Regions from separate parts of the Homo sapiens genome. Here region 2 is linked to region 1. A link is a loop called in an ENCODE intact Hi-C map of the cell type or tissue named here. Cell type or tissue: K562. All regions are shown on one strand. Links, peaks and the distances in the headings refer to the core of each region. The heading gives the core; the rest is flanking DNA.

Region 1 (5,387 bases), core at 236-5,235:
TTAGTATATGATGAAATAGCAGTTATTTTATTTTAAATTTTTTTTACACAAATAAGTTCTTTAGCAGTGATTTCTGAGATTTTGGAACAACCGTCACCCAAGCAGTGTACACTGCACCCAGTGTGTAGTCTTTTATCCCTCACCCTCTTTCCCCGCTTTGCCCCAAGTCCCGAAAGTCCACTGTGTCATTCTTATGCCTTTGCATCCTCACAGCTTAGCTCCCACTTATGAGTGAGAACGTATGATGTTTGGTTTTCCATTCCTGAGTTACTTCACTTAGAATAATGGTCTCCAGTTCCATCCAGGTTGCTGCAAATGCCATTATTTTGTTCCTTTTTATGGCTGAGTATATAATATTTTCAGTATTCCATGTATTATACACCATATTTTCTTTATCTGCTCATTAATTGATGGGCATTTGGGCTGGTTCCATATTTTTGCAATTGTGACAAAGTAGCATTTTAAATCAATGAGGACAGGAAGGGACTTTCAATAAATGATGCTGTAACAATTGGCTTATCATTTAGAAAAGTTTTCTGCTTTAGAACACACAACTCCACATGTATTAAGAATATAAATGTGAACAATAAAAATATAGAAAAGATATCTGTGTAAAGAAGTTATTTCTATGCTTAATGGCAAAATTTTAAAAAAATTGAGAGATTTGATTATTTAAAATGAAAACAGTTCTGATCAGCAGATAATCTGCACAAACAAAATCAAGTCAAATGAAAAACTGGAATCATACATTTGGAATACATAATACAGAAGAAGGATTAATATGTTCTACACACACACACATTTTATACATATATATATATATTTTTTTTTTTTTTTTTTTTGAGACAGGGTCTCACTCTGTCACCCAGACTGAAGTGCAGTGGCACAATCTTGGCTCCCTGCAGCCTTGACCTCTTGGGCTCAAGTGATCCACCTTGGTCTCCCAAAGTGTTGGACGTGAGCCACCACACCTAGTATATTCAATATGTTTTTTAAAGCCCTTACAAATCAACAATGTAAAAAAACTTGTGGGGAGCCTGAGGGAATTCGCCCATACAAATAAACACAAATATCCAGTAAACACTCACAAATTGAATTCAACCTTAAATGACAGAAAAATACAAATTAAAACAATTAGAAGGTATGAATTTTTACTTATAGCAAGTATCGTTTAAATGATAATACCCAGTTTTTTTTAATTATACTTTAAGTTTTAGGGTACATGTGCACAATGTGCAGGTTTGTTACATATGTATACATGTGCCATGTTGGTGTGCTGCACCCATTAACTCGTCACTTAGCATTAGGTATATCTCCTAATGCTATCCCTCCCCCTTCCCCCCACCCCACAACAGGCCCTGGTGTGTGATCTTCCCCTTCCTGTGTCCATATGTTCTCATTGTTCAATTCCCACCTATGAGTGAGAAAATGTGGTGTTTGGTTTTTCGTCCTTGCGATAGTTTGCTGAGAATGATGGTTTCCAGCGTCATCCAGATAATAGCCAGTTTTGATAAATATTCAGAGAAATAAAACTTTCTCACTGGACCAACAGGGGTGGATATTAGTACAGTTTTTTTGGAGGACAATGTGATAATGTGTATCAAATGTCTTTAAAACATTCATGTCCTTTGAACACATAGAAATGTACTCCTAATAAACAATTATGAATTATTTGTCTATGAGAATATTCATAATAACACACTAGGAAACAACCAAATGTCGAATAATATGGGAACAGTTAAATACAGCTACCATGTAGCCATGAAAAATGATGTTGGAGAATAACAGCATAGAAGAATGATGTCCACAAGATGGCAGAATAGGAAGTCCCAGCCCTCATTCTTCTACAGAAACACAGATTTAATAATGATGTAAGTAACAAAATACCTTTATGAGAAGACTAATTCTAATTAACAGCTTGCAGTACCCTTGGATAGGCACAAAACCAAGAGCAGCTGTGCTGAAACAGATAACAAAATGAATTTCACTTTATCTACATCAGCCCCTTGCCCAAATCAGCACAGTTCAGTGACTCCTCCTTTGTGGGGAGTGGGGGAGAGTGGGGAAAATGTCCAATGGTTCCCAGCCTTTCAAGATGCTCCCCAAGGGGCTAGTTTAGCACACACAGAGTGTTGAAAAGATTGGTATTGTTACAGTAACTAGACAGGCATGAGCAGGGCAGGAGAAGGCTCTCCCCCAACCCACCAGGAATGTCAGGTGTCCCTCAGGTGATGGTTCGGCAGTTACCACACTGCTTCCCTAAAAATGATAATTTGGCAGCTGTTGCCAAAGGGCTGGTTTATGCTCTGCGTCACAAGGAGTGAAGAAAATGAAATAGTCCAGATTCCTGGGGCAGGTGTTGCTGGCATGGCTCTGAGAGATTGGGATAATGCGCATAACTGAGGCTTCTCCCTTAGGAAAGAAGGGAAAGAAAGGAAACTGTGAAAGAAGCCTTTCACAGTGCTGATTGAGAGGCCAGTTTCGATCTTGCCTCACACAGATCACTGATGGAACAGACACAGTCAAACACCAGAGGGAGCAAGAGATATGGGCTCCTGAAAGAAAAACGCTGAATACCTAGAGCAGCTAGGAATGAGGGCCCTGAATCTCTAGCTGAGTTGATTGATGAAGGCCTTTCCTAATCAAAGCCAGTCTGTAAAGACTGTGAAAAGGGACTGTTTTTTCAGGTGTACAAACACCAATGCAAAGCTACAAGGACATGAAGAATCAGGAAAATGTAACACAATTAATAGAACGAAAGAAATCTCCAGTAACTGATCATAAAGAAATGTAAATTTATGAACTGCCGGACAAAGGATTCAAATAATCGTCTTAAAGAAGCACAGCAAATTGCAAGAGAACACAGATAGACAACTACAAGAAATCAGGAAAATGATACATGAACAAACTAAGAATATCAACAGAAACAGAAATTATGAAGAACCAAACAGAAATTCTGAAGCTGAATATAATAACTGATCTTAAAAATTCACTAAGGGGCTTCAATAGTGGACTTGATCAAGCAGAAAAAAATAATCAGGAAACTAGAAGACAGGTCATTTAAAATTATCCAGCCAGGAGAGCAAAATGAAAAAGAATGGAAACAGTGAATAAAGCCTAAGGGAATTATGGGACACTATAAAGTGAAACAGTTTATGCATTACGGGAATCCCAGAAGGAGAAGAGTGAAAAAAAAAAGAAAGCCTATTTAAAGAAATAATGGCTGAAAACTTCCAAGATCTGGGGAGATAAATAGCCAGATTCATGAAGCTTAAAAAAATCCCAAATTGGATGAACCCTATATACAGAGACATATTATAATCCAATTATCAAAAGCTGAGACAAAGAAAAATTAAAAAACAAGAGAAAAGTGACTCATCATTTACGAGAAGCCCCCATAAGACTGTCAGTGGATTTCTCAGCAGAAACCTTGTGGGTCAGAAGGGAGTGAGGTAATCTATTCAAAGGGCTGAGTGGGGGTAGTGGGGGAAAAACACCCTGCTAGCCAAAAATACATTACCTGTCAAAACTGTCCTTCAGAAATGAGGGAGAAATAAAAAATGTTCCAGACAAACAAAAAATGGAGAAATTCCATTACCACTAGACCTGTCTTACAAGAAATACTAAGTGGAGTTCTTCAAGTTGAAATGAAAGGACACTAAACAGCAATATGAAAGCACACGAAAGTATAAAACTTAGTAGTAAAAGTAAATACATTGACCAACACAGAAAACTGTGGTAATGTAATGTTGGTGGATACATTTAGCTCTAGTATAAAAGTTAAATGAAAAAAGTTTAAAAAATAACTATAAATATGAAAATTTATGGATAGATATACAATATTAAAAGAAGATAGAAGCTGGGTATAGTGGCTCACACCTATAATTCTAACACTTTGGGAGGCTGAAGATTGCTTGAGCCCAGGAGCTGGAGACCAGCCTGGGAAACATGGCAAGACTTTGTCTCTACAAAAGAAACAAAAAAATTAGCTGGGTGTGGTGGCACAGGCCTGTAGTCCCAGCTACTTGGGAGGCTGAAGCAAGATGATCACTTAAGCCCAGGAGGTTGAGGCTGCAGTGAGCCATGTTCAACCTAGGTGACAGAGCAAGATCATGTATCAAAAAAAAAAAAAAAAAAAGATTTAAAGTGTGACATCAATAATATAAAGTGTGTGTGTGAGAGATATAGAGTTTCTGTATACAGTGGAAGACAAGTTATCAGTTTAAAATAGACTACTGTGTTTCATGCAATCAAGGTAACCACAAGGAAAATTCCCATAGTAGACATACACACACAAAAAAGAGAAAGGAATCAATGCAAATCACTATAAAAAGTCAATAAATCACAAAGGTAAACAGAAAAAAGGGAAAGAGAAACAAAAGAAATACAAAACAGAAAGCAATGACAGTAGTAAATCCTTACTTATAAATAACTACTTTAAATATAAATGAATTAAACTCCTAATCAAAAGACATAGAGTGGCTGAGTAGATGAAACAACAAGATCTAACAATGTGCTGTCTACAAGGGACTCACTTTAGAATCAAAGGCACACATAAGCTGAAGGTGAAGAGATGGAAAAAGACATTCCATGCAAACGTAACCAAAAGATAGCAGGCTGGCTATACTTATATCACACAAAATAGACCTTAAGAACTATCACAAGTGACAAAAAAGGTCACTATATAATGATAAAAGGGACAATTCATCAGGAAGATATAACAATTATAAATGTATATGCACTTAACATAAGTGCACCTAAATATATAAAGCATACATTGACAGGTTTGAAAGGAGACATAGCAATACAATAGTAGTGGAGGACTTCAATACCTCACTTTCAACAATAGAACATTCAGACAGAAAATAAATAAGAAAACAGTGCTGCACTGAAACAATACCATGGACCAGATGGATCTTACAGACATACATAGAACATTCTATCCAATAGCAGCAGAACACATTCTTCTCAAGTGTACATAGAACATTCTGCAGGACAGATCACATGTTTGGTTACAAAACAAGTTTCAACAAACTTAAGAAGACTAAAGTCATACCAGGTATCTTTTCTAACCACAATGCAATGAAACTAGAAATCAACAACGTAAGAAGAAATGGAAAATTCTCAAATATGTGATTGTCCCTGGATAACTCCTATTCATCCTACAATGCTCAGTTTAGGAGATGCCCCTTTTGGTTATCTTTCTTCATCCTCCCATGCCCATCTTACCAGTTCTCATAGCTCTTCCTTTCTGTGGAGGGAGCACTTGATAACCTGCACAGCCCTTGATCACAATGCTTATTAAACTATACTGTAATTCAGTTTGCTTAGAATATAAAATCTTTGAGGGCAGGAACTGAGATGATCACTTTTGTATTTGGAGTACC
Region 2 (5,387 bases), core at 307-5,306, 360 kb after region 1:
GGCTGGAATTGTGTCCCATGTCCATTCCTCAACCAAACACTGACAAAAGGGATGGAACTTAGATCACTGACTTAATCAATTCACTTCCTTGGGCTAAGGAATGACCTGGCCTCCCCATAAAGGAGATAACTACCAGATGTATTTTAAAAATCAGCGTCTGTTAACAGAGAAGTAAATTGGAGAATGACTCCTGAGTAGAAAACAGACAGAACCTACCATTCGCTATCTCCAAAAGAAAACTCAGGTCCAATAGTGCCTGTACATGCCACAGAGCAGTGCAACACAGACCCCTTTGCAGATCATCCACTTCCAGGTTAACTCAGAGGCAGTCATATTTCACCTGGAAGCTGCTACCAAAGCCAACACAAAGGAGGCCAGAGATGAGACAAAATAAAATAATCTTTTGTTTTAAGTACAGGCTACAGAATGTGTCTCTGAGAGAAATGGAAGTAGGACATAAAGGACGTAAGATTATTTGAATTGTGAATTGTGCTTTCCTAAGGATCTAACATATAATGCTGTAGTATTTTAACCTTCTTGTATCACATGCATCATAATGCATGGGCTTATTATAAGCGATGTTTGATTGTAGTCTGACTTTCCCAAGTTTGCAATAAATGCAATTTTGGATTGGAATAAAAATTTAGGGCAAAATCTCCTTGGTTACCACAGAGCCAAGAAGTAGAAGGATTCTGAGAATTGATTCCATTAGGTATAGCTGTGCCTGTCAAGATGAGGAAGGGCTTTTGTTTTGTTAATGATCCTGGATCTTGTTTCTCCATGCCAGACCTCCCCTACTGATGCTAGAAATCACTAACATCTGACTGTGAGATTATTTTCAATTTTGAATAACTACAAGTTTCCTTTTATTTGACAGCTGCTTCTCCAAAGGGTACTGAGTACACTCAGGTGACTGGAGTATCTACTCTGATGTTCTTATCACCCAAAACTGTTTCCACACTTACATAAAGCACGCTACATGATCTCAGCCAGGTGCCTAGAAGCATTCTGTATAGATGAGTCCTTGTCCTTTGATCCAGTTAATCCAATGCCTCATAACAATAACCATCCCACAATGCAGTGGCTTAAAACAACCATTTTATTTTGCTCACAATTGTGTGGGTCAGGAATTTAGGAAGGGTTCAGCTAGGTGCTTGGTCTGTGGTCCACATGGCATCAGCTAGGGAAGGCAGGGCTGGGAGACCACCTTATATATGGCTTCCTTACTCATGAGTCTGGCACCTTGACCTCTCTCTCTACACAGTACCTCCTCCTCCAGGGCCTCTCCACATGGGGATTGGGCTTCTCACAGCACATTGTTCTCAATGTGCCCTATTTCTTACACGGTGACTGGCTTCCAAGATGCAGGAAGCAGACGTTATCAAACCAATTAAGGGCTGTGCCTGGAGCTGCTGCAGCATTATTTACATTCTATTGGTCTAAGTAGTCACAGGGCTTTCCCAGGTTCAAGAAAGTGCAGAGAAAGAGTCTCAGCCTTGATGGGATTTGGCAAGGTAACTATATTACTCTATCTTGCTATAAAGGCATACTTGAGGCTGGGTAATGTATAAAGAAAAGAGGCTTATTTGGCTCACAGTTCTGCAGGCTGTACAAGCATGACTCCAGCACCTGCTTCTGGCTAGGACTTTAGGATGTTATTTCTCATGGTGGAATGTGAAGGGGAAGCAGGCATGTCACGTGGCAAGAGAGGGAGCAGGAGAGAGGTGTGAAGTGCCATACTTTTCTACAACCAGCTCTCATGTGAACTAATAGGGCAAGAACTCACTCATTACTTTTGGGAGGGCACCAAGCTATTCATGAAAGATCCACCCCCAACCCATGACCCAAACATCTCCCATCAGGCCCCCCATCCAACACTGAGGGTCAAATTTAACATGAGATTTGTAGAAGACAAACATCCAAACTCTATTAGTGACATTTCAGAAAGGCATATAGAAGGTATTATTGTGGCCATCTTTGGGAAGCACAATCTACCATATCCTTTTACTTATTTTAATTGTGTAACAATTCTCTCTTCCTTTCTATTAGACAGGCTTCTTGAGGATAAACCATGTGTGATGCTCTTATAAGAAGCCACAAATACCCTGTATGGGATGTCACAAATATTCATCAGTAAGTGCTGACCAACTCAAAGGCTTAAAATTCAACTCATTGATGAATCACAGAAGATCCAATGACTGACTCAGATCCACCCACTGTTCTTCAGTCCGTCTTACCCTTACTGGTAGAGCAAAACTATACCAGAGAGACCCTCGTTCCTTTTAAACCAAGCCTGACTGCCAAGACTCATGGGAGCCACTGATGAGTATCACATCTAGGGAGAAGGACATAAAGATGACTTCAAGGACTTGGAAAGTTCAAAGGGAGTGATAAGATAAAAGATGAGAAAGGCAAGAGAAGGGAAAAGACAAGAGAATTTCCAGCACCAGAAACTGCTATGAGTTAAGCAACAGGACTTTATAAAAAGGCTATCTGAAAGCTCGCAGAGTCACTGAGAGGCTGGGGACTGGACTCAGAAGAGGGCAGGAGTGTGGGAAATCTGGTACAACCAGAACAAAGCCAAAGCCATACCACAGAATCAGTCCAGGGAGGACACTGTGCCACTGCCTCTGTTCACCGGATGCCATGGCTTGCATGGTTGCTGCCTGGATCACTGCTATTGCTACCCTGGAAACCGGAAGTGCTATTGCAGCTGCCTCCACCCATGACAGTGATCATGTGCTGTGCCTGCTCCCTAGTGCTGTTCCCAGAAAGGTGCATCTGACTGGCTGAGTGGGTCACATGTCCACACATACCGCAAAGGGAAGCTAAGAGAGTGAGTACCATTGTCAGCTTCTTTCCCCCACCAAGGCTCATAAAATGGTGTTCCCTAAAATAGACAGGAAGTTCAGATGATGGACAGCCAAATCATGGACAAATGTCCACTTTATAACCATTATGGATAGTTTATTCCCTAACCATTTGTGGAGACCCTGCCATATGCCAGGCACTATTCTAGGCACTAAGAATACAAAAATAAATAGGAAAGACATGGGGCTTATCTTTTTGTGGGGTGGGGGAGGGAAGACAATAAATAAGGTATTTCAGATAGTGATAAATGCAATGAAGAAAATAAAGTTGTGTACTAGGATACAGGGTCACTGGGGAATGTATGGATATGTGTGGAGCATGGGGAAGTGGGCAGGGATTACTTTAATGGGATGGTCAAGGAAGGCCTCTCTGAGGAGGTAGGGGGAATTGGTCAGAGATCTGAAAGATGGGATGGAGTCAGACAACGAAAAGGCCTGGGGAAGAACCTTCCAGGAAGAGGGAGAACAGAAGCAAATGTCTTGAGGTGGGCATACATGAGCACCTCTGAAGGAAGAAACAGGAGCCGCTGTGCCTAGAGCAAAAGGAGCAGCAGGGAGTTCTGAGACAGTGTTGGAATGGCAGCCTAGCAGTATCAAGGTCTCCCTAGTTGGTGTGAGAGCAGGTGTAACAAAGGACACTTTACACCTGGAGGCATGGTCCCCTTTTTTATGATGGTGGCAGTGCTGGCTTAGAAGTAGAATTCAGAATGGTTTTGTGGATTTTCAGAAGTTTTCAATCTTCTTGGCCACGATATGCTATAAGAATATATTTTATTCCACTACCCAGCACACACACACGCACATATGCGTGGCTGCTGCCCGGATCACTGCTATTGCTACCCTGGAAACCAGGAGTGCTTCTGCAGCCGCCTCCACCCGTGACAGTGATCATCTGCCGTGCCTGCTCCCTAGTGCTGTTCCCAGAAAGGTGCATCTGACTGGCTGAGCGTCAGTCATCTTCTATCTTATCACTCCCTTTGAACATATGTGCGTGTGTATGCTGGGTACTCTCACATGTGCGTGTGTGTGTGCTGGGTACTCTTATATGTAAGATGGTTTATTTCATGTGTCAACTTGGCTAGGCTACAGTACCGATATTTGGTCAAACATCAGTCTGGATGTTGCTGTAAAGGCATTTTTTAGATGAGATTAGCACTTAAATCAGTGGACTTTGAGTAAAGCAGATTACCCTCCATAATGTGAGTGGGCCTTATCCAATTAGTTGAAGGCTTTAAGAAAAAACAGACTGAGATCCCCCAAGTAAGAGAGAATTCTGCCTCCAGACTGTCATCAAACAGAAGCTGCAACACCAAGTCTTCCCTGAGTCTTCAGTCTGCCAACCTAAATATACACATAGGTTCTATTTCCATGGAGAACTCCAACAAATACAATATGCATATATCATATATCTACATATTTATCTGTATCTATACCTAAATCTATATGTACAACAAAAGCTTCACAAAACACAATACTTACTCTTATGGCATATAACATAATCGGGCATTCCCTATTCTCTTCTATTACAGAAAATAAATACTAATAACTTATTTCAGGCCGTGAGGCCTTCTCCTCCCTTTCCCCTGAGTTTCCAGTGCCTTCATGCTGTTTCAATTCTGGGAGTGATAATGAGTCATAAAGTGGGAACATAACTTAGAACTTTCTTATTTCATCCCTTATTTTACAAACAAAGAAACTGAGGAATAAGATAAAATGATTTGTCTTTTGTTCCTTTTATCCCAAAATGTTGCCACTTGATAACAGCCATGAGAAGACTATAGCATTAAAATTACATCCTCCCCCCCTTAAGTATTTGCTTTTAAAAAAGATGACTTTCAGAGAAAAACTGCTTGAGAAAATAAAAAATGCCTGCCTGAGGGTGGATTTCAGGCCCAGTTGCAACTGAGTGAGGGCCAAGCAGGGGAAGAGCTGGGGCAGCATCTTCTGAGCTCTCTCAGGTTGCACTAAACTGCCTGCCTGCATACAAAAACCACTTTTCTTGGTAATTCACGAGCTGGTGACTCATTGCCAGTTTTTGGTTCCTTCTGGATGCTTGTGCCTGGAGCCAAGGCAGCTGTCTTTTGTTTTCTTGTATTGTTCATCATTAGAAGCTGGAGGCATGTTCTGAAAGGATGAGTCCTTTAGCCAGGAAAGGAAAGGCTCTGTCCAAAAGGCAGACAAGAGGCTGACAGGTGGATGGTGCCACAGATCCCGCATCACTTCTCCACAAAGCCCTAACACTTGCCGAAAACAAGATTTTGGTTGGGTGAGTCCACCCAGCCCTTTATTTCCTGCCTGCTGATGCTGTCCACCGAGACCCCTGGAAACTCCGTGAGGAGATGTTGCGATGAGCACGGGTCGGTGAACAAGATGGCAGGTCGTGGGCAGTGTTGTACAGACTGATGTTCTGCCAAGAAACCTGATCTACAAGACTTTTTCACTCTTGAAGCCAACTTGGCACCTCAGTGAAATGTGGAAAGTAAACAGCTTTCATTTAAAAAAATTATTTTCTGTTTT

What was found. A loop is a pair of places that touch in the nucleus more often than their neighbours do. Peaks named below come from ENCODE experiments on the same cell type or tissue, not always from the same donor. Only the 100,000 strongest peaks of a DNase experiment are listed, where the experiment ranks them.
Region 2: it touches region 1 in a loop (5-fold over the local background); 3 of 110 quality-filtered maps call a loop at or near these places.

What each region holds. Positions count from the first base shown.
Region 1 is chr7:106,733,851-106,739,237 of GRCh38, reverse strand. No RefSeq gene overlaps it. Among named protein-coding and RNA genes, the nearest start is that of LINC02577, 38 kb to the left of the region's middle. In K562, for the core only: CTCF peaks have their summits at 1,803 (motif pointing right) and 2,533 (motif pointing right); a DNase peak (open chromatin) is centred at 2,547.
Region 2 is chr7:106,369,105-106,374,491 of GRCh38, reverse strand. No RefSeq gene overlaps it. Among named protein-coding and RNA genes, the nearest start is that of NAMPT-AS1, 87 kb to the right of the region's middle. RefSeq lists a silencer at 1-20. In K562, for the core only: a CTCF peak has its summit at 2,744; a DNase peak (open chromatin) is centred at 2,747.